Linked DNA regions of Mus musculus: regions 2 and 3 are each linked to region 1. A link is a loop called in an ENCODE intact Hi-C map of the cell type or tissue named here. Cell type or tissue: heart. All regions are shown on one strand. Links, peaks and the distances in the headings refer to the core of each region. The heading gives the core; the rest is flanking DNA.

The links. A loop is a pair of places that touch in the nucleus more often than their neighbours do. Peaks named below come from ENCODE experiments on the same cell type or tissue, not always from the same donor. Only the 100,000 strongest peaks of a DNase experiment are listed, where the experiment ranks them.
Region 2: a loop joins it to region 1, with 2.7 times the contacts of the local background. A loop is called at or near these places in 3 of 42 quality-filtered maps.
Region 3: a loop joins it to region 1, with 2.6 times the contacts of the local background. A loop is called at or near these places in 3 of 42 quality-filtered maps.

Annotation. Positions count from the first base shown.
Region 1 is chr9:65,904,148-65,912,456 of GRCm38, forward strand. It overlaps Trip4 (thyroid hormone receptor interactor 4), which reads right to left and starts at 4,647. Exons shown (of 14, transcript NM_001357872.1): 1 at 4,292-4,647. It overlaps Csnk1g1 (casein kinase 1, gamma 1), which reads left to right and starts at 4,863. Exons shown (of 14, transcript NM_173185.2): 1 at 4,863-5,021. In heart, for the core only: CTCF peaks have their summits at 4,375 (motif pointing right) and 5,267; a DNase peak (open chromatin) is centred at 4,804; H3K4me3 peaks cover 2,388 bases; H3K27ac peaks cover 1,502 bases.
Region 2 is chr9:66,082,412-66,090,720 of GRCm38, forward strand. It overlaps Snx1 (sorting nexin 1), which reads right to left. Exons shown (of 15, transcript NM_019727.2): 12 at 8,176-8,309; 13 at 7,117-7,197; 14 at 6,707-6,778; 15 at 5,716-6,158. The coding sequence ends at 6,108. Among named protein-coding and RNA genes, the nearest start is that of Snx22, 17 kb to the left of the region's middle. In heart, for the core only: a CTCF peak has its summit at 6,210; a DNase peak (open chromatin) is centred at 6,210.
Region 3 is chr9:66,054,959-66,063,267 of GRCm38, forward strand. It overlaps Ppib (peptidylprolyl isomerase B), which reads left to right and starts at 5,211. Exons shown (of 5, transcript NM_011149.2): 1 at 5,211-5,442; 2 at 6,509-6,622; 3 at 8,031-8,124. The coding sequence starts at 5,308. In heart, for the core only: a CTCF peak has its summit at 5,161; a DNase peak (open chromatin) is centred at 5,153; H3K4me3 peaks cover 2,718 bases; H3K27ac peaks cover 2,680 bases.

The DNA of each region.
Region 1 (8,309 bases), core at 2,253-7,252:
ATTAAGTTTTTTAAGGTTAGATTTTAGTGGCTCTGAGATCTAATTTGCTCTTTTTCACTAGTAGAACTACTTTATGATGGTGAGCCTAATTTTGATGTGTATAATTGTTTCTAAAATGTAAAATGAACTTAATTGTATTATTGAGTGTGCATACATATACGTATATGGTGTGGATGTGTTGAGGAACATGTGTAAAGGTTAGAGGACAACTTGTGAGAATCAGTGCTTTCCACCATGATCAAATTCAGGTCCTCGGGCTTGGCAGGAAGTACCTTGACTTGTACTGAGCCATCTTTCCAGCCCCTTTCTGCCCCCCACCCCACTCCTTTGAGAAAAGGGCTCCCTAAATTCTACTATACTTAGAATCTTAAAGATTAACTCTTCTTTCTTTTGGTTTTGAAGATAGAGTTTCAGTATAGCCTTGGCTATTCTGGAACTTGCACTATAGACCAGAGGCTGGCTTCAAACTCAAGAGATCTGCCTGCCTCAGCCTCCCGAGAGCTAGGATTAAAGGGATGTGCCACTACTGCCTGGCTGAGATGAACTCTTTTTTAGAAAAACTGCAAGTTTAACTGGGACTTGCAAGTTTAACCAACATTGTTATAATTGGTCTTTTATTTTTTCTTTTTCTTTTTTTTTTTTAATCTTTGAGAATAGCATATAGAAATCAAAGAAACTGTCATCAAATCAAATTTGTAGGACTATTAGAAACCATCTTGTTCAATGCAGGCCAGCCAGTAAGTGTTCACTAAATGGACTGTCCTATTACTCAACAGTAATTGTGAAACAGTAATTGTGAAAATGTTGAGTGTAAGTTGTTTTAATTCCTATTTATTTTTGGTTCCATTCTTGAAAGAACTAGCTATTCCACACGTCAACCTCCAGTTATTTAAAGATGAATTATATCTTTAGCCTTCACTTCTTCAGGCTTAACATTTTATTGTTTGTCACATATCCTGAGTTTGTCTGGATCATTTATATATAGGAGTTATATCTTTTCAATTGTTTATTGCTTAGACACAGTAATGGTTAACTTGGCTAAGTTTCTTCTTATAGGCCAGATTGTTCATCAATGAACTATTCATTTCTAATTCTGGTATATTTTTATGTCTAGTGAAACCAGATGAGCTCTAGCAGTACATATTTTTATTTTATTGTTTGTAACTCAGATGGCCTTGAGTGTGATCTTATCTGTCTTCTGAGTTCCAGCTGTATGCTACCATAGCGAGGCCTCAAACAAGGTTTCAGTACTAATTACATATCAAATGTGTTCTTTTTGTTGTTTAGTCCAGGCTGGGTTAGAATTCATATCAATCCTCCTCACTCAGTTTCTGAAGTGATGTACACAGGCACCATGCACAATTTAATTTTTTAAGTCATTTCAAAGAAAATAAAATGAAGGGGCTGGTGAGATGGTTCAGTGAGTAAGAGCACTGACTGCTCTTCCGAAGAGTATTTCAATTCCCAGCAACCACATGGTGGCTTATAACCACCCATGAGATCTGACACCCTCTTCTGGCACGTCTGAAGGTAGCTACAATGTACTTATTTATAATAATAATAATAATAATAAATAAATAAATAAATAAATCTTTGGGCCAAGCCTGGACGCCTTTAATCCCAGCACTTGGGAGGCAGAGGCAGGCGAATTTCTGAGTTCGAGGCCAGCCTGGTCTACAGAGTGAGTTCCAGGATAGCCAGGACTATACAGAGAAACCCTGTCTCAAAAACAAACAAACAAACAAAAGAAACAACAAAAACAAATCTTTGGGCTAGAGTAAGCAGGGTTTGAGTGAGTAGGGCCAACTGGAGTGAGCAGGGTTGACCAACAACCAGATCAAGGCTCACAACTATCTCTACAGCTACAGTGTATACTCATATACATAAAATAAATAATTTTAAAAAAGAAAAAATTAAAAAGTGAATATAAAAAGACACTGTTAGGAGGCTGAAAGTCCCATATTAGTCATATATGATGAGGGTACTGCACTGGTTGTGAAGGCTATTCGGGATCTAGCCTATATATATGCTACTGTTTTATAGCTCATATTAAGAGTATAGATTCCTCGGCCAGCAAAATCACTCAAAGGGTAGAGCGACTACCAATGCCAAACCTGCCGCCTTGAGCTCAGTCTCTAGACCATCGATATGGTTGAAAAGGAGAAGGGACTCCTTCAACACATCCTTTGACCTCCACATTCACAATGGTATGTCAGCACCAACACATACACAAATAAATATAATAAAGAGAATAAGATTTTTGTAGTTAAGCCCACATAGGCAGTTGTAGTGTAGGACTTTGCAACTCACCTTCCCAGGCCTCTAAGCATGACTATGTTGAAAATGAAAGAATTATAAAAGCTCATGTGGTCAGGCAATGGTGGTGGTGCACGCTTTTAATCCCAGCACTTGGGAGGCAGAGGCAGGAGGATTTCTGAGTTCAAGGCAAGCCTGATCTATAGAGTGAGTTCCAGGACAGCCAGGGCTACACAGAGAAACCCTGTCTCGAAAAGCAAAACAAACAAACAAACAAAAGCTCATGTGGGGCTGGAAAGATGGCTCAGTGGTTAAGAGCACCAACTGTTCTTCCAGAGGTCCTGAGTTCCATTCCCAGCAACCACAGGGTGGCTCACAACCATCTGTAATGGGATCCGATGCCCTCTTCTGGGGTGTCTGAAGGCAGCAACAGTGTACTCATACATTAAGTGAATAAATAAATCTTTAAAAAAAAAAAAAAGCTCATGTGGTTATTTAGGACTCAATCCAGATTTTCATATATTAATAGAACAGTGAATTAAAAAACCCCAAGGCTATAGGAAAGGAGCTAAATGCTGCTTGTAAACCACCTCAGGCAGTGGACAGAGAGCTCTGCAGATGAAGGTGCATTTCCACATTAGCTTAAGCTTATGGTTAGTTCTAACTGAATTTTATTTGATGAGGCACCAATTTCTATAGGCCACATTTTTTTAAACCATAAACATGTTCTAGTTCTTTAGATGTATTGTAAACTGTTGCATGTTGGACTTATATTTATTTTAGAATTTAAAGTTTGGAATTTAGACCTGCTGGCAGGTGAAATACTAAACTACTGTAACACTCATCACTGACCCAGATTGTGTGTGTGTGTGTTTGTGTGTGTGTGTGTGTGTGTATTTCCAATTGTATACACGATGATGGTGGGGGTAGGGAATGGAACTATTTTAGACTTAATAACCAACTGCTGGTACATTTGAGCCTAAAGTGGTTTCTTAAAAGCTTTGCAGAGTTGACTGCCTAGGATGGATCAATTTAATGCCATCCTATGAGTCTAGGAAATGAAAAGGCCTAGTGTTACTTTTCAATTACCAAAATTAGTTTTCTGTCTTAGCTGAGGTAAACAACAGTCTACTAATAATTTTGTGACCAATAAAATCGGGTCTTACAGTTGCAAGTGTATCCACTGATGTAGATGAGAAAAATTCAGAAGTTAAAGTTAAAATAGGAAAGCCGGTCCATCCCGGTAGTGAACGCTTTAAATCCCAGCACCTGGGAGAAGAGGAAGGTGGGTCTCTGAATTCAGGGCCAGCCTGGTCTACATAGACATTACCTGATCAGTCATCCAGGGCTTCAAAGTGAGATTCAGACTCAAAAAATAATACAGTCAAGTGATGGTTTTATCCCCCACCCCAGGTTTCTCTAAAAATATAATTACTATAATTATAGGGGTCGTTACAGGGGGTTATTTTGTTGGCTTTGGTCTCCACCATAGTTTTCCAGTTTTTTCAAAGAGTGAACTTATGCCTCGGGTATGTTAGGTAAAATGTTTTAAAACTGGGACTGACCATGTAGTCTAGGCCTTGGAGTTACTATCCTCGCTTTTCCTCTGGAGTCTAAGCATTACAGGTCTGCTTGTCATGTCCAGTAAATGAGTCTCCTTGCCTCCCTTCCTTTCTTCGATGCCTGGGAATCGAACTAAAGACCTTGGGCATGCCAGGCAAGTTTTGTATCACAGACCTAAATCCCCAGCCTAAATGAGGGTTTTTATGGACACCTTTCTTAGTCACCGTATAGGTATGTTGGTTTATTCTGATGGGAGGCTTAGTTGTCTTCCTACTCAAGCGAGATTACCGGCATTCTTTGTCTCCCCCAACTCCCCCGTTTTATGGAATAACAATAATAATATTACTCTGGTCAATTTTCATAGACTCAAATATAGCTAGGTTATTTCCAGGTCACACATAAAAACGTTAAATCCTTAAAAAAAAAAAAAAAAAGAAAAAAGAAAAGACAAGGTAAGACAAAACTTTCTTACCCACTTCACTGTTCGACTTCTGGAGCCGGTTCAGAACGAAATGCATGCAAAAGTCTGGTTGAAACGACAGGAAATCCACCAGAGGGAGATGCTTGCTAGACAGTGAGAAAGAAGCTCCCGCAAGGGGCCTGGAGAGGAGCTTTGGGAGGAGCTGCCGAGATGGCCCAGGATTCCAGGAGGTGTGTGTAGTTTGGAGCTGGTGTCAGAGACCAACTGATGGAAGCAGCTACGTTGGGCCTACTACCTGCTGCAGCGAAGGGTTTACCTGGCCTAACATTGTAAACTAAAGGCCTAAAAACATTTCCAAATGAGAAAACGAAGCTCCCAACCCACTTACCAACAGTCCCCGAAGAAATGGGGGGGGAAGGGGGGTATTTAAAGGCACTTCCGCTTAGCAACCCCACGCTGTTGCTAAGGAGGGGCCGCAGCATTAACGACCCGGAAGTGGTGGTCTGAATTTCACAGCGACGACAGGGGTTTGTCCTATCAGAAGAACGAGGATGCTCTGCGGCTCCAGGAGGTGGGTGGGACCTGCATTAGTACTTCCGGCTTGGCTCGGCCGCCCCTCAACTGGTCTTCCCCCTCCCCTCCGCCTCCTCCGCTCCCTCCGCTCCCTCCCGCTCCTGGGAAAGCAAAGCTGCGGCTTAAGGGGTGGTTGAGAGAAGCAGTAGGCGCCTCGGGGAGGGGACCGCGCCCGCCCCCTTGGAACACTGGAGCACCGCTGATTTAGGTAGGTACTCTGGCTTCGACTGGGTCTGGGAGACTGGAGTCTGAGATGTGTGTGTGTGTGTACGTGTGTGTGTGGGGGGGGTGGGGTGGGGGCTTTAGGAGCCCTTCGCTGGGGCGGGGCAGTGGACTCGGGAATCCCGGGTGGGGCGCGGGCCTGTCCGTGGAGGGTTGCGGGGGCGGGACAGAGGGACCAGGGTCCCTGCGTGCAAAGAGTTGCGGGTTGCGGGTTAGACCCGGTCGCAGGAGGCGCCCTTTCTGAAGCAGGGACTTCGGCCAATGCAGACCGGGAGTTTCCCACCTGGAGTGCCAGCTCCGAAAAGAAGGGGGAGCATCATCCAGGGCCGAAATCAAGGGTATAGACTTGGAGAGGTGACTGTGGTCATCCTGTGCTTCACATTGTCCGCGTCCCGGACTCTCTGTTGGGACAGAGCCGGGCTTCGAGGGCTTGTAAGGGTTTCGTGTCGGCTGGGCACCGTGGAGCCGCCCTTGGCAGAGGTAGGGCAGAAGAGTGGGTAATGAGACCTCCCTCCACCCAACTTCCGTGCGCTTCCCCCGCTTCTTCCTTTATTGCTCTCTCGGCAGGGCGCCCTATAGGAGCGTTGTCCCCTAAGTGGGTACGCATCACGTCGTAAAACAAGAGTGTGAAACTGGGTTTGTTGCCCCCGGATGATTTTTCGGATATTTGCAAAGTGCCAGAATGGCATATTCTAGCAGTCTCCCAGACCGATATGAGTCTGGTATGAATTTTCTTAGAAAATGCAATACTGGAAGGCATCTGACTATATTCAAACGTAGCCTTGTAAATGAGCATGCTTTAAAAAAACCACTAGGAAATCCATATTTAGAGGTCTAGATGAGACATGTTTAGGCAAGCCTTTTTCAACCTCTTTCTCACCTGCCAGTAATCCTTTTGTGGTTTAAACGAATTAGAAATGCTATCTTCATTTTGTTTAAGTGACTGAATTGTAGGAAGTATAGTATATGTCTTAGAAGAACTAGTGAACATTTAGAGAGACAAGGGACAAGAGTCCCTTTCCAATGATTGAACTCTCTCTTAATCTTTTAAGGAGATAATTATGTTCAAGTGGAAGTATTGGCTTTGAGAAAGATAATTCTGGGAATGAACCCGCCTTTGCCTCTTAACTAGTTGTTGACTTTGGTCAAGTCACAGACTAACAGTTTCAGCCTCTTCACAAGGAGGAATTAAATTCTAGTCAGTGTCAAAAGAGAGGTGATTACTTATATAACTCCATTTAAAACAAGCACCTTTGAATTTCAAGGTTGTCATTAGTCAACATAGTTAAGGGAGCCCAACTTAGTGGAAGGGGATTTTTGAAAAAGAAACTGATAATATTCAAATAGTATACGGCAGGAATTCGAGGTTTGGGTTTTTTGTTGTTGTTGTTGTTGTTGTTGTTGTTTTGTTTTTGTTTTTGTCTCACACACACACACACACACACACACACACTCACGCTCTGGCTGGCCTGGAAGTCACTCTGTAGACCAGGTTGTATTGTACTCACAGAGCTCCGCCTGCCTCTGCCTCCCCAGTGCTGGGATTAAAGGCATGCACCACCACTGCCCGGCTTTATTATTCTTTATTTTGTAGTTCTGAGCATTCAGTTCAGAACGGTCTCACACAGTTTTCACTATTGAGATACAACTTTAGATCCTAGAAATTGATCATATGTAGCATAAAATGCAATTATCAATAGTTTCCTAAAGCCCATATTAAGTACAATATGTTTATTTTTTTGAAATGACCAAAGTACATTTTATAGGTTCTTCTCAGATAATCTTTATGCTGTTAGATATAGCATGGATTGAAATAAAAAACATAAGTAACTTACTTAAATCTTAAATCACGTGTCTTCTTAATGGAAGTTAAACTTGGGGCATAAAATAGTAATTGTAAGGTCAACATCACTTGCATGACCCATCTTAGATTATAAGATTAGCAAAACTTAGTTTTGTTTTGTTATTTTGAGACTGACTTATCATGTAAACTCAGGCTGGCCTTGATCGTGAGATACTCTTTCCCCTGGAGTGTTGGGGTTACAGCTGTTTGATAATTCACTTGACTTCTAGAAAATTCTTATATAAACTATAAAATGAATAAATGAAAATACAATAAATTCCTCCTTCTAAATCATTAGTAATCAGAATGTAGAAATGATTTTAGAAAATGAAATATTGACATATGCTTACTTGCCTTGTGGATTTAAAATTGTAGTTCTTTGTAGCCTGTTTGTTTGTTTGAGACAGGGTTTCTCTGTGTAGTCCTGGCTGTCCTGGACCCTTGGTAGATCAAGATGGCCTTGAACTCACTGAGATCCACCTGTTTTTGACTCTCAAGTGCTGGGATTAAAGGCATGTGCTTCCAAACCCCATTTATTGATGGATTGGTTTTTCCTCTGTAGCCTATTATGTTGGTCTTTTCTTTTCTTTTTGGAAAAGGGTTTCACTGTGTAACCTTGGCTGGTTCAGAAATTGTTTTGTATAGCAGATTTACTTGGAACTCACAAAAATCCGTTTGCCTCTGCTCCCCAAGTGCTGGGACTAAAAGCAGGCATCATCACAGCTTCTGTTGGATTTTCGACTAACAGGTTTTCTTTCTGGTTAGTAATCTTTTATATATACTTTAGTTATGTACTTTTATTTTATGTGCATTGATGTTTTGCCTGCATGTGTCTCTGTGTGACATCTTGGAGTTACAGACAGTTATGAGCTGCCATGTGGGTGCTAGGATTTGAACCTTAGTCCTCTGGAAGAGCAGTCAGTACCTTTAACAGCTGAGCCATCTCTTCAGTCCCTGTGGTTAGTTTAAAACATTTCAAATATACTTTATATTCAAAGGGGCTGAATATAATAACATCCTTTTTTTTGTTTTTGTTTTTTGTTGTTGTTTTGTTTTGTTTTTTGAGACAGGGTTTCTCTGTGTAGCCCTGGTTGTCCTTTGACTCACTATGTAGACCAGGCTGGCCTCGAACTCAGAAATCCGCCTCTGCCTGCCTCTGCCTGCCTCTGCCTCCCAAGTGCTGGGATTAAAGGCGTGCGCCACCACGTCCGGCTAAATAACGTTTTAGAAGCAGGGTTGAAATTATGTTTTGCTCTGATTGAGGCTTTTTGGTGTGGTGATTCAAATTTCCAAATGGCGTTTTTAAAGGGAACATTCTTAAATTCATATCTAGGTTTTTTGGCTATGTTTTTTGAGTTGTTATTTTTCATTACTTAAAGTTGAAGTTATGTTGTCTTGCTAGCTCTCAGCACTGTCTGTCTTTTACCTGTC
Region 2 (8,309 bases), core at 3,310-8,309, 180 kb after region 1:
CCAAGGCAAGCCAGGGTTAGAGGGATGAGGTTTGTAGAAGGCAAATCTCAAGGGATCCAGTAGCCTGCAGGTTCAACCTAAGTTGCCAAACAACAGTCTTACCACCACAGTGAGGTCTATTAAACCTTAAATTAGCCCAGATATCTGGAACCCTTGAAAAGTGGCCTTGGTTGAGCAGGGCTCACATCTTTAATCCCGGCACTCAGGAGGCAGAAGTAGGCAGATCTCTGAGATTGAGGCCAGCCTGGTCTAGAGATCAAGTACCAGGACAGCCAGGGCTACACAGAGAAACCCTGTTGGGATCTGGGGGGATTAGCTTTGGTGGACCCACAGGCAATAATATGGAGTAGTCCATGGTCTTCAGGTGACAATCAGGAGTCTGGTAAGGTCATCTTGGAGTAACAGGACACAAGGCAGAAAGAACCAATGCTCAAGAGGACACATATGGGACTGGCGAGATGGCTCAGTGGGTAAGAGCACTGACTATTCTTCCGAAGGTCCTGAGTTCAAATCCCAGCAACCATATGGTGGCTCACAACCATCTGTAATGAGATCTGACACCTTCTTCTAGTGTGTCTGAAGTCAACTACAGTGTACTTATGTATAATAATAAATAAATCACTGGGCCGGAGTTAGCAGGGACTGAGCGAGTAGGGTTGACCAGAGTAAGCAGAAGTCCTAAAAATTCAATTCCCAACAACCACATGAAGGCTCACAACCATCTGTCCAGCTACAGTGTACTCACATACATAAAACAAATAAACAAATCTTTAAAAAGAGGACACATGTACAACACATAAGAGATGTGTGGAGGTGAGATTCGCATTCCTATCAGAAAGTTTACATAAGTTAAAGGATGTGTGGAACTCTTCTTCCACAGTGAAATATCGCTTTATTTGATTTTTCAGAAATTTAAAATTAAAAATTTTAAGTAATATAAAAATGACATAAAAAAGTAAAAGTAATGAAAATTTCCAGTTCTAAAGATAACTGTACTTAACAATTCAATCAGTGCCCTTCCCAATCATAGTTTTATTAAATGTGGATCATGTTGTTTGTGCAGTTCCTATCACCTGCTTTTTTCACTCAGAAAATATTTTCCTTGTGGATGAATACTGCTTGTGGTCACTGTTAATGTCTCTGTGATATCTAACTGGGTCACTGTGCCATACCTCATCTAATCCCTTCCCGATGGGATGGACGTGTAGATTGCTTCCAGTCTTTTCAGCTGTCCACAATGCCAGGCAGGACATCTTTGAGTACTTGTCTTTAGTACCTAGTTTCTACACGTGTTCATGAGGATCTTCGGTGAGCGGCTCTCACACACCTGTCCACAGCCATCCAGAGTGCTGGACCTGACTGTTTCAGGAGGGTGTGTTACAGACTGAAGACAAAGATGGATGCAGAGGGCCTGCACAGAGGCCTTGGCAGCTGAAAGCACTTACTGCTCTTGCAGAGGACCTGGGTTCAATTCCTAGAGCCCACATGGCAGCTTACAACCACCTGTAATTCCATTTCCAGGGGACGAAACTCTGTCTTCTGACCTCTGTGAGTTATGGTATGTATATGTACATTTAGGAACACATACATATATTTTTTTAAAAGGAATGGGGGCTGAGAAATAGGCACAAATGATGTTACAGGCACAAAGCCCAGAGCCTACAGAAATGAGGATGGGAAGGGCAGATTTGGAATTACCTTCCAAGAGGTGTTCCCACCATTGTGAAGGACTGGGAAATAAACAGGGCAGCGTAAACTAGGGTCCTCACAGTACCTAACTGTGACATAGCCTGCACGTTTGGCATCTGTTTGTGCCTGAGCTATTGCCAGGGACTTTGGAGTTTATGGTTTGGTAGACAGTGCCAACATAAAGCCACACAACTGACAGGGCAGGGCATTGGCAGGTGACATATCCCCAGGTCCAGAGGACAGGCCAGCTTGTCTGCGTCTACATCCAACACTCAGTCCTGGCCAAACATGGAGAGCTTTGCCAGTGTCTACAGAGAGTGAGTGAAGTTCACATGAATGCCAACTGCAGCAGAGATACGTCCTTCTCTGCTCCAGGGGACCCATGATCCTCCCTCCCTCCCTTTCCAAATGCTGGTGGGAAAAATCTCAGCATCTTGTGCCAAAGCTCCTGTGTGCCCAGAGCTTGCTCAGCAGGGACCGCTCCTCCATCCTTGCTCTGCTCTGCCAGTTTCGACTCCATCCCGAGCACATCTCCGACAGCAGATGTTATTCATTCATTTAGGCTTCCCAGCTACAGACTGAAATTCTAAGAAGAGCCCAGATCTTGCGCGCACCGGACTGGCCAGCAGTAACGACGCTTCAACAGGATCCTTCTGCACACGTTTATTGGGAGAGCTTGATTGCAGAGGTGAAGAGACCCCAAGCCCAGAACTGGTGCTGCTTTTATAGGCCTAGGAGAGGTGTGTCTCACACCCGGATTGGTTATGCACTACGCCTCATTTGCATGTTCCTCATCTGATTGGCTTCTCTCTCTCTCTCTCTCTCTCTCTCTCTGTACCTCACAGAGCCTCATTATCATACCTCATTTGCATGTCTCGCATCTGATTGGTTATACTCTCAAAGCCTCATTATCATGCCCAGGCCAGGCAGTGTCTTTGCAAAAAACTTTACTGCATATGTACACATTGGTTGTTTGTCCAAACTTATGCGTGGTGGCCAGCAGTAGTCAGTGCCACTCTGCAACGGCACATGTGGCTTCCCACACCCAGAGTTGCTGGGCATGGTGGCACACACCTTTAATCTCAGCAATTGGGAGGGAGAGGCAGTTGGATCTCTGTGACTTTGAGACTAGCCTGGTCTACAGAGTGAGTTCAAGGATGTTAGGGCTACAAAGAAAAACTCTTATCTTGGAAAACCAAAAACCAAATCAATCCAAAAAACAAAACAACTTTGCACTTTGAGTCTACCTTAACTCCTGACTTACTCTGTCACTAAACACTTATACTAAAAGCCAGGCTCTAATCTTCAGATGACATTGAGATTTAGTGTGCATGGGGGGATGGGAGGGTGGGCAGATGGCGATAACCTAAGGGTCATGCCCAGGTAAATGCAGACTTCTCTCCATACCTTTCATCTAAAAGTCTCGAATGTGCCCAGCCAGCTCATTTGGTAGAGTATGAGACTCTTAAAAAGGACAGCCCTCCCTGAGAGCAGCATGGAGTAACCCCTCTTCTCAAAGCTTTCTTTCTCAGCGTTTCCACAGTGAGCATGTGATGGCCCCACCCACCCAGTATTCTTTGTTTGAGACTGGGTCTCACTATGCAGCCCTGGCTGGCCTAAAACTCCATGCAGGGTAGTCTGGAGCCAATGAGATCCTCTGGCTTCTACCCCCTGTGTGCTGGGATTAAAGGCTTGTATTACTATGCCTGGCCGCTTAAGTTTATTTATTTTTATGTGTATGTCCACAGAGGCCAGAAGAGGGCCTTCATTCTTCAAAAATGCCATGGTAATTAAAGACCAAGGCAGGTGGAGGAAGTCTTCCATATTAACAGACTCATGGACTCCACCCAGCATGCAATCATATGGCAGTCTTCGTATAACTCATGATCCTGGACAAAGAAAAAGAATGGCTACAAGGACACTCTTTAGGCAATGGACAACTTTGAGCTATGTATTAAATAACTCTTATACTATTAAACCTTTTAAAAATGTGTGTGTAGGCACCCGTGTATGTGTGTGTGTAGGTGTCTGTGTGTGTGTGTGTGTGTATGTAGGCGTGTGTGCATGTGCGAGCAGGTGGATCCCTGGAGCTGGAGTCACTGGCAGCTGTGGGCTGTCCAGTGCTAGTGCTGGGAACTGAACTTGTGTCTTCCGCTGGAGCAGTCTGTGTTCTTACCACTGAGCTGATTCCCCAGCCCCCGACTTCTTGGTTTTAACAACTTTATTTAAATTGTGATGGGATAGTCTTGTTCTTATGGAACTGCACACTGAAAATTTGGGGTAACTGGTAACATCTGCAACTTACTCTCAAATGATTCAGAAAATACATGTAAATACTACAGATAAAGTGTGTTAGGTATGTTGGTGCACACATGTATCCCAGCACCTGGGAGGCGTAGGCAGGAGGATGAGGAGTTCAAGGCCAGGTTTGACTACATAACAATCTCAAAACCAGTGTGGACTACCAGAGAGCTTGACTCAAAAGCAAACAAACAAACCAGCAAGTGGGGTAAAATCTCAACGCTGGAAATTTTCATTAAAAAATTCAAGTTCTTGGGCTGGCGAGATGGCTCAGCGGGTAAGAGCACTGACTGCTCTTCTGAAGGTCCTGAGTTCAAATCCCAGCAACCACATGGTGGCTCACAACCACCCGTAATGAGATCTGATGCCCTCTTCTGGTGTCTGAAGATAGCTACAGTGTACTTACATATAATAAATAAATCTTTAAAAAGAAAATACAAGTTCTTTGTGAAATTATAATAAGAGTTGTCTGACCCTTCCTCAACCAAGGATCCAGCAGTCAGTGAGTGATGAATCTGAATTATGGTACTCCATAGAAACCTGTCTATTTGTTTTTGTTTGAGACAGGGTCTTACTATGTAGTGTACTAGGATTAAGTGTGTTCTTTTCTACACCCAGTCATGGAAGCCTTAAAAATGACATGGTTACAAAAGGTGTAGAGGGAAAATGCTTGTGACATACATAATACCGAATGACCAAAGCAGGATCCAGAACCCGTTGTGTAATTTTAACTATGTGAAAGTTAGATGGAGAAGGGACCGCCGAGATGAAGTCACAGTGTAGTGGCCCGGGGAGGCAGCTGGGGGCAGACCACCTTTTCTGTCATTCAAATGTTGACAGGACAGGACAGGACAGCTGCAGCTCAGCATTAGCACCTGCTCCCGTGCCAGCATGAGAACAAGAGTCAGAGCTGTTCCCAAGCTAAAGTGCCCACTGGCAAGCAGGACATCCAGGGGCTTCGGTGTGGGGCATCTCTGGACAACTGGGGGCTGGAGAGCAGGATCCCCACAGCAGCATTCTGTCCTTTCCTCTCACCAAGGAGCCTCCTACCCCTCTCTAGCTTGTGCCACTGGGGCTGTAGGCACTGCTAAAGGCAAGCCCAGCAATGGCTGGTCTAAGCACGCCTGGCTTGTGTACATGCACTCGGGCTCTAGGGGACATACTCTCTTTCAGACACACTTTGAAAGGCTTAGGTGCACTGAGATTGCCATCTGGAGGGATAAAGCAGCCAGTCTTTATACAGGAACGGAACAGCTCTTTGGATGAGGTGCCTTCCCTTTGTGTGGTGCTGGGGACTGGACCCACATCCTTCACATGCTAAGCGAGTACATGCCCAGATGCTAATGAGCAACCTCCCTCCAGCCTGAGTCCCTGTTTTGATAGGAAGAAAAGGAGGATTAGAACATGTAATAGGCCAGAGAGCTCTTCAGGCCTAGGGAAGCAGGGGCGAAAGGCTAGGTTAGCCTCTTTTATAGAACAGGCTTTAGAGTCGTAAGTCTGTCTTGACGCTACTTCCTACAGGAGTAGGAACAAGGCTCAGGCAGACTGAGATGCTCTGAGCAGAGAGCTGAGGCAGGTAGTGAAGAAACTCCAGTTGCACAGGAAGGCAGCACAGGCCTTCAGTGCCTGTGGAGGGAAACCTACTAGAGCCAGCAGCTTCTTGGTTAGGAGTCTAGACCTTCCCAACTGCTTTCCAGCAGAGAGCAAAAAGTGCTACCATGCCCAGTCCTGTGACATGATTTTCAAATATTTTATTACATAATCTTTCATGGCACCATCAGGAGTAACAGAAAACGTTATTCCCAGTTCCTAAACCACATCCTGAAAAATATACATTTGTATTTATATATTTATATCAACACTCCACCCCAACCTATAATTCCACCACCTATTGTAGGTCTTTTGCTTAAAGCAGGAAACTATTCTCTTAGGTAAGAAAATATACGTGGAAGCTAAATGAAATGTTGGTTAGAGTAACTGGGAACAGTTTGTCTGTGGGGCAGAGTGGAAGGGCTAAGTCCAGCCAAGGCAGGGGCATCAGTTAGGGTCCATCGAGGAAGAAGGACAGTGTATAAAAAGGCAGCGTCACGAAGGTAGGCTCTGGTGTCCTTGGTCCCTCAGGAGATGGCCTTTGCCTCAGGAAGGAAGGCTTCCCAGTATTTTGCCAGCTGCAAAGAAGTGAGGAGACAGTAAGCAAGTGCCCCACCTAGTGGCAGAGCAGAGCCTGAGCTAGCCCGGGAGGGAGGCAAGTTCAGTGTGGGGCACCACAGCCACCCAAGAGGAAGGTGTGTGGGGCAGATGCAGAAGCCACATTCTTCCTCCTCCCTCTGGACTTAAGGAGGCATCAGTTTCTGTCCCAAGTTCAAAGGCAGTCTCAGTTTACACCTCACAATGGCCCATTGTTCCACAGATTGGTTAGCGCCTCAGAAACCAGAGGGGAAGCCGGTACCACAGGGTGGGCACTCAGGGTAAGGCAGTGAAAGAGGAGATGAAGGTCCCTGAAAATAAACTGTAGACTGAGGGCAGCAGTGGGAGGAGAGACGGCTCACTGGGTAAAGAGGTCAACAGAGTTCCCCTGACTGAGGTGGAGCACGAAAGCCTGTTTTCAGTTATCAACGACAGCAGAGCCTCCCCCATCAGAACCAAAGTCCCATATAGACAGCTGTCATTTGGGGCAGGAAATGAGGGGCCAGAGCTGTGCACATTACATACATACCTGCTGCTGGGAATGTAGGAGTGTCTCCAGGTACTTCATCACGTGGTTTTTGAAATCCTTGGACTTCTCTTTCTGTAAGAGACAGGATTCTACGCTGACCTCCCAGTCAGTGGTTCCTTCCCGTTTTGGGATGGTGGTGTTTACTGCTGACCAAGGCCAAGCACACACTTGGGAAGTAGAGTCAGTAACTTTAACAGTGACAGTTTCTGGCCAAACAGTCTCTGCCAAAGCTCTGCAAGCTTTCTCTGCGGGCAAGGAGAGTGGTGGGGGGGAAAGGACACATAGCAGCTCCTGGCTTTGCTTTGTGTGTCATCGCGTTGGTACAGCAGTAAATGTAAGATAGCCACCATGCCTCAGAAACCAGAGAGCAGATACACAGGTGCACACAGAACACATGGTTTCTAGCTCACCTCAAATCGTGTCACTTCCTTTCGGACAACTGTGGAAATCCTTTCAAAGTCCCTTTCATACTGAGTCACCCGAGATTCCCACTAGGAAGAGGAAAGAGAGGCTCACTTAAGGTCTGGATGGAGCTCAGCAGCACAGTGCTCCAGTGTGAGAGTCTGGGTTTGAGTTCAGTACCACAGATCCAAAGGGCGGGCGTGTGAGGTGCGCAGTGTCATTTAATGTCATGGTGCAATTCTACAGGAGACCTCACTGGGTCCTAACATCTTTCTGCCCCTTTGGGGAGGATGAGATACCTAAGAGTATGGTATGGAACTGCATACCATAGCCCAGCAGGCAACGGGAAACGATGGCCATGTGTCTCTGGCCAAGCTTAGCCTTTGAGAAAACTCTAGCACCATAGCAGACTCTGATTCGGGAACTCAAAGATACAGCACAAGCCACAAAACCCCTTAATTTATGTCTTTCCTAGACAGGCATGTCTGAATCACTTAGGTAGCTTCTCAAAGATTCATGTAAGGAGTTAGAGTCTTAACATTTTTTTTTAACTTTTACTTATTTTATTTATATGAGTACACTGTAGCTGTCTTCAGACACACCAGAAGAGGGCATCAGATCCCATTACAGATGGTTGTAAGCCACCATATGATTGCTGGGAGTTAAACTCAGGACCTCTGGAAGAGCAGTCAGTGCTCTTGACCACTGAGCCATCTCTCCAGCCCAAAGAGCTAGTTACCCCAGGGATTAAGAGCACTGGCTACTCTTCCTGGGGATCCAAGTTCAAATCCCAGCCCCCACACAGTGGCTCACAAGTTCCTAGGTATTCAATACCCTCTTCTGGCCTTCTCAGGTCCCATGGTACACAGACATGCAGGCAAAACACCCATAAACATGAAAATAAAATCATTTAAAAATAAAAAAGACTGGAGGAGAGCCAGCCTCAAGGCTGCCCTGAAGTCATCCCCATAGGCCTACCCAGGAGCCCTGGCCCTTCAATTAGCTCTCTTGCCTATTCTGGGCTCCTAAGCATCTGGTCACTGGGCTAGCTTTGGTGGGAAACTCACCTCTGTGATCTCATCCTTAGCCTGCTGCAGTTTGTCAGGCTTGTTGGCCCACAGCAGCCGTGCCTCAGACTCCCGCTTCTTCTGCAGCGTGGCTTGAGCATCCTGCCAGCGCTGCCATGTCTTCATGCGCTGGT
Region 3 (8,309 bases), core at 2,219-7,218, 150 kb after region 1:
TTAAATAAATCTTGCCTTTTCTGTGTGGTTATTGGCAACTAGCAAAAGGTAAAGAAATACAGCTGCTGGATTAATTCACTGCAAATATTTGTATTAAAGATAATTAATTTACAGAACTGCTTTGTTTAGTTGGTCACAATAAGCTTGGACTGAAACCAACCACCCAGCAGCTCTTCCTGTACCTGTATATAAGTTCTTGTGGTATTTGCCTTTATGAGCTGCTCCTGGGATGGACCCCGTTATAAGAGAGACAACTGAACCTATTTAGAGGCAAGTTCTAAACCAATCTCTAGCTAGAATGCCCCAGGGGATATTGTAGTTCCACTGGGGATCCATTGAGGACCACAGTTCAGCCCCAGCTGAGTGTGCTACATTAGTTTGGTGGATTTAGTCTGCATTTGCTCTATCAAGTCCCATCCTGGTTGTCCAAGACATAGATGTTGGAGAGAAGAAGCTAAGGAGATAGAACAGAGCCAGCAGTATCAATATTTCCCAGGATCGGCTGCTAGGTGAAGGTTCATGTGCTGAAATACAAGTGCAAATTGAGTATGACGATGCCACCGTAGCGCTGTGTTGTACAGCAGCTTTCAGTGTTTGGGACAAGGTTGAAGAAACAGGAAAAGGGTCGGAACCATTTACTAAAATTATACAGGGTCCAATGGAAGCACCCAGTGATTGTTTTTTCTTTCAACAAAGATTGACTTCAGCCATAAATAGAAGAGTGTCAGAATCAGAAGCTTGCTAAGTATTAACCAATCTTTGGCTTTCCAAAATGCTAGTTCTGCATGTAAAAAGTGATCAGGTCTCTAAAAACAAGATCAGCACCAATATATGAATGGATTAGAAATATGGCTGATATTGAATCTCATACTTGTGATGCAACCTTAGTGGAAGTAATCTCGAAAGGTGTGAAGAAAAATAAAAAATTCAGATGTTTTCATTGTGCTAAGCAAGGTGATTTGAAAGAGACTGTAGGCATAGTGCTCCTAGAAACAATGCTTTCTCTGGAGATAATCCAAAAAGAAGGCCCCAGGCTTCTGGTGTATACCAAAGAAGGTTCCTGGATTCTGAGCCACCACCATCACCCCCCTTTCCCTCCTTGCCCCCTATATGAGACAGCTCTTGGCCCTTCATAAAACCCCTCTCACATCCATCACCAAGCCCTTTCAGAAGTTCCTACAGGCCCTCCCTCCTTTAGGCCCTAGCCCTACACCTTCTAGACCTAACCCATCTCTTCTCCCTCTCTGTAACAGAAAAACCAGGTTATGCCCTCAGGGTCCTAGGCCACTAACTGGGATCTTTCTTTGCCCCTGTGGCACACCTGTCAAAAAAAAAAATTAGGCCTTACTACCCAGGGATGGACACCTGCAGACACAGCTTAGCAGTTGCTGAGCTCCACATTCAAGGAAGAGATAGAGATAGAGATGATAGAGAGAGAGAGAGAGAGAGATACACACACACACACACACACACACACACACACACACACACAAACTTTTGGTCACCTACCACTATCGTTCCCACAACCTGTCCTACCTCTTGAAGTATAACACACAGCAGCAATCCCCAAAGCAGCCAAGTTAGGTCTCATTAAGAGGTGGTAGGCTAAGGTCAGAGTCTGAAACAGGAGACAAAGAGACAGGTCTTTATATCATTTAGGAGAGGGGGTGTTAAAGAGGTTAAGACCCTGGAGGAATACTGAATCACCTCCCTTACCTCCCCTATCTCCAGGGGTTGAATAGTCAAGATATATTTTCTCTGGTTTTTAATCATGCTCACCAGGTGCTGGGGTTGAAGAAATGGTAGAGTTTGTAGCTATCACCCACTTCCCACCTGGGAACCCTTCAGATCTGTGATGGAGTGGTGAAGGGCCCCATTTTGTCAACATAGGAGGGAATTGAAGCAAGGATGTATAAGTGGCACATGGCACAAACTAGGCCAGTAAGGGCAACCTCCATATACAGCTGGCCACTCTTTGCAACAGCCTTCTATCTAGTCATAGAGGAAGCAGGCAAAAAGATCATTATAAGAAGAAAGAGGGGTAGGCATAGGGGTGATGGGAATTTAATCGGCTCCTGACAGCCTGCTATTGAATAATTTCTCAACCCTATTTGGAAGGACTGTTCGTCAGAGGTGAAGGTTTCTTGACCCTCAGATCCCCATATGTAAGAGTTGCCCTGGACAGAAGCAGACAGGAGGTAAAGAGGGGAAAGTCAGGCACAATCCAACGGACTTGAGTACTATGTCTTGGACAAAGCCAAATTCGACACATTTCCACTGTCTCAACAAGTGGCATATTCTCCCTGAGCTCATGTGCTACCCCCCTTTGTAAAGCCAGTGGCTTCACAGCCTGCTGTCTTTCTCCTCCAGCCTTGCTCAGAGACAGCCTCTGTATAGCACCCTCTCCAACAAACCTCTTCTGTGATACCTGTTCCATGGTGACTTTGTGGCATTCCTTGGCCCTGATCCACCAAGATACTCTTCCACTGCTAAAGCCTAACAAACAAACTAGGCCCATCACCCAAGGCTTTACCACCATAAGTGAGACTGAGGGATTAAGACGGCTTCTTCTCAGTGCTTTGGGACAAAGCATTGTCTGCAATTATAGACACAAACTACTCAGATCGATAGCTCTGCAGCATTACACTCACTGGAACCAATACAAAGAGAGCCCATAGAAAGAGAGATGAAAGTCCTGCCAATTATTTTTTTAAAAGGGAGAAAGAGGGATTTTTTTCTGCTGGACACATTTTAGCCAGTCTTGACCATGCTTGCTTCCCACTGCCAGGCCAGCCCCATTGTGGGATTCACCATTGAAACTCCTTTTCTAGGGGGCTGGAGAGATGACTCGGGACTTGAGAGCACTCACTGCACACCATACACAGACCAAGCTACATAGTTTCAAACTATAAAAATGTGTAGAGGGTGAGAAGTCTACCTACTTAATAAACAAGACCAGATAAACCAGAATTTTTTTTTAACACACAGGGTTTGTTTTTGTTTTGTTTTTTTCCCAGTGGAAGAAATAACCTAGCGACCTTTGCTATTCTGTGAAGACAGCCTTCACTCAGAATCCCCCAGACGCCTGGGCACTGTTTCTGAGTCAGTATAACCCCTATGAAAGAGGTCCTGTGCGTTTTGAAAAAGAGTTTGCTATTCTGCTTATTAGAAACCTTTGCTCCCTAGGCTCTTGTTCTGAGCACTGCCTGTCAGTCACTAGAGCCTGTTCTTGTGGAAGGAGGGACATAAGTGCTCTGCAAAGGACATGTGCTTTGCAAGGGAGTTCCACTGCAGGCACACCTTAAGCTTTGTTGTGATAGCTGTCACAAGGAAACTTTTCCCCCCAAGGTTTTACTCAAGTATGAAAAACCTACACTGGTTGGTGTCAGACCCCAGAAAGTCGAACTAGCCTGGCTAGGTCATGCCGAGCTGAGTTTTATTCTTGCCTCTTTGCCTGGCAACAGGAACAGCTGAGAGCTCATATCCAGAACCTGAAGCAGGAAGCAGAACACTAGCTAGGAATAGTGCAGGGCTTTGAAACCTCATATCCTACCAAGTGATGAGCTTCCTCCAACAAGGCCCCACCTTCTAAGCCTGCCCAAACAGCAGCACAACTGGAGATCAAGCATTCAAATGCCCGAGCCTATAGGGTAAATATCACTGGAATCAGCACAGTGTAAGACTCCAAACGCCAAAGTGTGTGCACTATAGAATGGAGCAACACCAAGTGTGTGTTACAACCGAAAACAGCCCATGGAAGCACCTGCAGCTATGAAAAAGAAAAGGCAGTCAGCCACAGACCTTTGTATATGTTATTTTCCACTTCTATGTTAATGTGAAGCCACCCCAACCAATACCTGCTGAGCACCGAGCCCTGGAGACAGGCTAGGGGAGCTATGTAAAGACTATGTGCAGCAAGGGCTCATTCTCCTAAAACAAAGTGCGAAGAAAAGAAATTTAACACCAGGAGCCGGTAGGATAACTCAGGTTCAGTAAAGTTGCCTGCTGCCTCTGAGCCAAAGGACATGGGTTCAACCCTCAGAGTCCCTGTGATGTAAGGAGAGAATAAACTCCCTCCACATGCAGGTAACTACGTGTCTACCCACTCACATGCAATGAGACATTGTAAAAAGGAAAAGATAAATACCAAAGTATCCAACAGAATGCATCCTTTCATAGGCGCACACAGCAGTTAAGCACAGGATTCCAAGACAAAGATGAGTAGTAAATTAGTAAAAACTAAAAATGGAAGCAGTGTGTGTGTGTGTGTGTGTGTGTGTGTGTAATGCATGCACATTATGTGTAGAGCTCTTATCATTCTGGGCCTTCATTTTGAGACAGGATCTCTACCTCAATCAAAGAACTAGTCTGGAAGCAAGCAAGGCTACCAGACCCGCCTATGTCCAGCACCACTACAGCACTAGGATTAGAGTCATAAAGTATGGCCATGATCTGCTTTTAGAGCTGGGTCCAAATTCAGGTCCTCATGATTGTGGAGCAAGAACCTTAACACTGAGCCATCTCTTCACCCCTCGACTCCACCCCTTTTTTGTTCTCGGGCATAGGTGTTACTATATTATGCTTAATAGCCAGAAACTAACTACATAGAAGCCGCCTTAAACTCACAGAAATCTTTCTGCTTCTTCCTCCAAGGTGCTGGGATTAAAGAGACGTGCAACCATGACTGGTCGTGTTCGTTTTAAGACAAGGTCTCACTCTAGTCCAAAAAGAACTAGTAGTCACTCTGTAGCCCAGGCTGGCCTTGAACTTTTTACCATCCTACTTCACCCTGCCCAGTGCTGGGATGACGGGTGTGAGCCACTACGCCCGGTCCCCAAGCAAGGCATTATAGAAGATATAGAAGGCTATGCTGTAACGCTCAACCGCTAAATTCAACCCCTAGTACTAAGGTTAAGTGTGTCCAGTCTTCTGAAGACCACCTCCAAATTTGGCAGCGACTGGTCTTTGCACGCCGTGACAAAAGTCTGAAAGTTGGATGGGCAGGTGGGGTCGCAAGGCACGCTGGGGTGCGTAGTCTCTCTTTCTGATACCAATCCCAACGCTGCCTTTGCGCACCGCCTTGACATACCCAATCAGAGGGCTGTAACGTGGCAGCCACCCGCAGCCCCGCCCCCGGCAGCGCCTACCACTCGGCGTCGCTGCGCAGGGAGAACGTGGCGCGCTCCTGGCGCTACGAGACCGCCCGCGGCCCCGGGTCCACCCCACGCCTGGGCGGCCACGCGCACGCTGCGCGTCCACACCCTTTTCCGGTCCGGGCTGCCCGACCGCTCTTGCTGCTGCCGGTGGATGCTGCGCCTCTCGGAGCGCAATATGAAGGTGCTCTTCGCCGCCGCCCTCATCGTGGGCTCCGTCGTCTTCCTTTTGCTGCCCGGACCCTCCGTGGCCAACGATAAGAAGAAGGGACCTAAAGTCACAGTCAAGGTCTGGGCTCCCCTCACCAGCGAGGCCTGCCTTCCGCCGCCTTAGGTCCGGCTCAAGCCGGAGCGGGTCTGGCCCAGTAGTTCCGACCTGAGCGTCCTTGTTCTTGTTCAGTTCTTCCTTGGGTCGACTTTGATCTCTTGAAGCCAGGCTCGCCCTATCTACTCAGACTAGAGAATAACCCAGACTCCCCCAGCCCCCCGCCCTGACCCAGGATGCCCAGCTTCGGCCAGCACGGACATCCTTAGGACGGTCCCTTTGCACATCCCCTGCATTGCTGGGAAATGGTGATGGATCAGAATTGCCGAATCTTTTACTATGGTCTCTCCAGTTTAGTGTGTTTTGTAGCACACACAGTAAATATAGTTAAACTTGCAAGCACAGTGTATCTCCCTGTGTATGTCCCCCTTTTAATGTATGTTTCTATAATCTGGAATCATTTAAAGAGCACAGATTGCTATTCTATAGTCTTGAGAACGAAAACTTTTAAAAAATGTTACATTATTTACTTAGTAGGGAGAGGGACTCGGGTACCACAGTGCAACCGTAGAGGTCAGAGGACAGTTTGCAGGAGTCCATTCACGTTGGTCTCTGGTCTTCAGGCTTGGCCGCAACCGAATTTTCCTCTAAGCCATAAGGCAGTCTGTAATCCTTTCTTGGGGTGGACCCAAGTGCTGTGGCATATATTACTCCCAGCTACTTGAGGGAGACTACAATTTAGCAAGATTAATTACTGGGGTTATTAGCTCAGTGGTGGACGGCTTATCTGCAGTGGCCCACCATTTCGTACTCCCTAGTACTGGGGTTGGAGACTACTAGAGCTTTCATAAGTGTACAGATGGTTGTAGCCACCATCTAGGTGCTGAGAACAGAAGCTCTAGGGTCTGGGAAAGCAGCAGATGCTCTTAACAGCTGCTGTTTCTCCAGCCTGTTTGTTGGATTTGTACAAAGGTTTTGCCCTACTCAGCCACAGCTTTAGGCTTTGTTCTCACTCATGGGGTAACTCCTCAGGCCCTCCTCTACCAAGGCCCCTGTGAAGGCTAAGCTTGGACTTGTTCACTTTCCTTAGGTATACTTTGATTTACAAATTGGAGATGAATCTGTAGGACGAGTCGTCTTTGGACTCTTTGGAAAGACTGTTCCAAAAACAGTGGATAATTTTGTAGCCTTAGCTACAGGAGAGGTAAGTGGCTAACCCCACACAGTAGGGATGGGAGCAGCTGGGGCTTCAGAGTGTGGCCCGTGTGTAGTGGTAGACAGACTTCATTAGCTGGCTTCCCTGAGGATGAGATATTTTTGTATATTAAGTGGGAATAAAGGGGTCCAGTCTTTAATTCTGGAGAAGGCCCTGGAACTGCGGTGACTTACTCAGAGCCTCAGTTGCCCAGTTTGGCACTTCCCAGAGATTGGACTGGTTCTTCCAACCCCTGCTGCTTCCTACAGCTAGTCATAATAGAATAATAATCCACAGTGCTAAATCTGGCAGCCTCACAGTTGTCTCTGCCAAATGGTGTGGCGGCTACTGAAGTGTTAACGTGGTTTTATGTTAGAGAGAACATAGACAAACATGGTACTGTGTGGCTGCAATGTTTAGAGAGTAAACTTTAACATCTGATTTTTTTTTTTTTTTTTGAGTTTTTATTTGAATGTTCTTAGACCATGTGATATGACAAGTTTTGGAATAAGAGCTTTTGGGGGGGGGAGGGGGAAGTAGTGAGTTGGTTAACACTGGTCGTCCTGGAACTTGCTCTTAGATCAGGCTAGCCTAGATTCCTAATTGCTGGGATTAAAGGCTTGTGCCGCTACATACATAGCTGAGTTAGCAGTTTTTAAAAAAGAATAAAAGGGTCCAAGGAACTTGATCCAAGAATATGACAAGGAATTTTTTTTTTAAGATTTATTTATTTATTATATGTAAGTACACTGTAGCTGTCTTCAAACACTCCAGATCTCGTTAGGGATGGTTGTGAACCACCATGTGGTTGCTGGGATTTGAACTCCGGACCTTCGGAAGAGCAGTCAGGTGCTCTTATCCACTGAGCCACCTCACCAGCCCATGACAAGGAATTTTTAAGGAAACATATATTCTGTTTAATTAATTCTGTATTTTAACTTGTCTGTTTTATTTTGTTTTTCCTGAGACAGTTTTATGCTGCCCCTGGCTGACCTTGAACCTGATTGTAGCCAGGGGTGACCTTGAGCCTCTGATTATGCCTCCCTCTACCTCCTGAGTGCTGGGATAACAGGCACACACCACCACACTCAACTTATACCGTGCTAAGGGTAGAACCCAGGACTGTGTTCCTGCTAGGACAAACACTGCTGGCTGAGATATATCCCCAGACCTCTTAAGAGAACACAGAGGGAAAATGGCATTTCATGGCCTGGGTTACATTATTCAAGAACAGTAGAGAGATCTGCTTCCCCCACCTCTAGATCTGTATGCTCTGTGTTGGCCTGCAGTGGCTGGTCCCTCCCTTGGTACATTAAATGCTGCATCTATACCAGAAAGCACTGTGGGCGAGGCTGTGCACGCCTGTCTGCCATCCCCTTCTTGCCTCATTCTCCCTTCCTGTCTTCCCTCTCTCCAGAAAGGATTTGGCTACAAAAACAGCAAGTTCCATCGTGTCATCAAGGACTTCATGATCCAGGGTGGAGACTTCACCAGGGGAGATGGCACAGGAGGTAACTTCAGGCCCTCTGAGCAGAAGAGTCTTGACACTGTAGTGTCCAAGGTGGGGTGGCCAGGCATCTCCTTTCACCTGCTCTAGGGGCCGGCTTCTCTCCTGCATTGAGACTAGCTGTACCCTTCTTTGAAAGGACAGCCCAGTGCAATTAACAAGTCTGTAGCTTGCACCACACAATCTGTT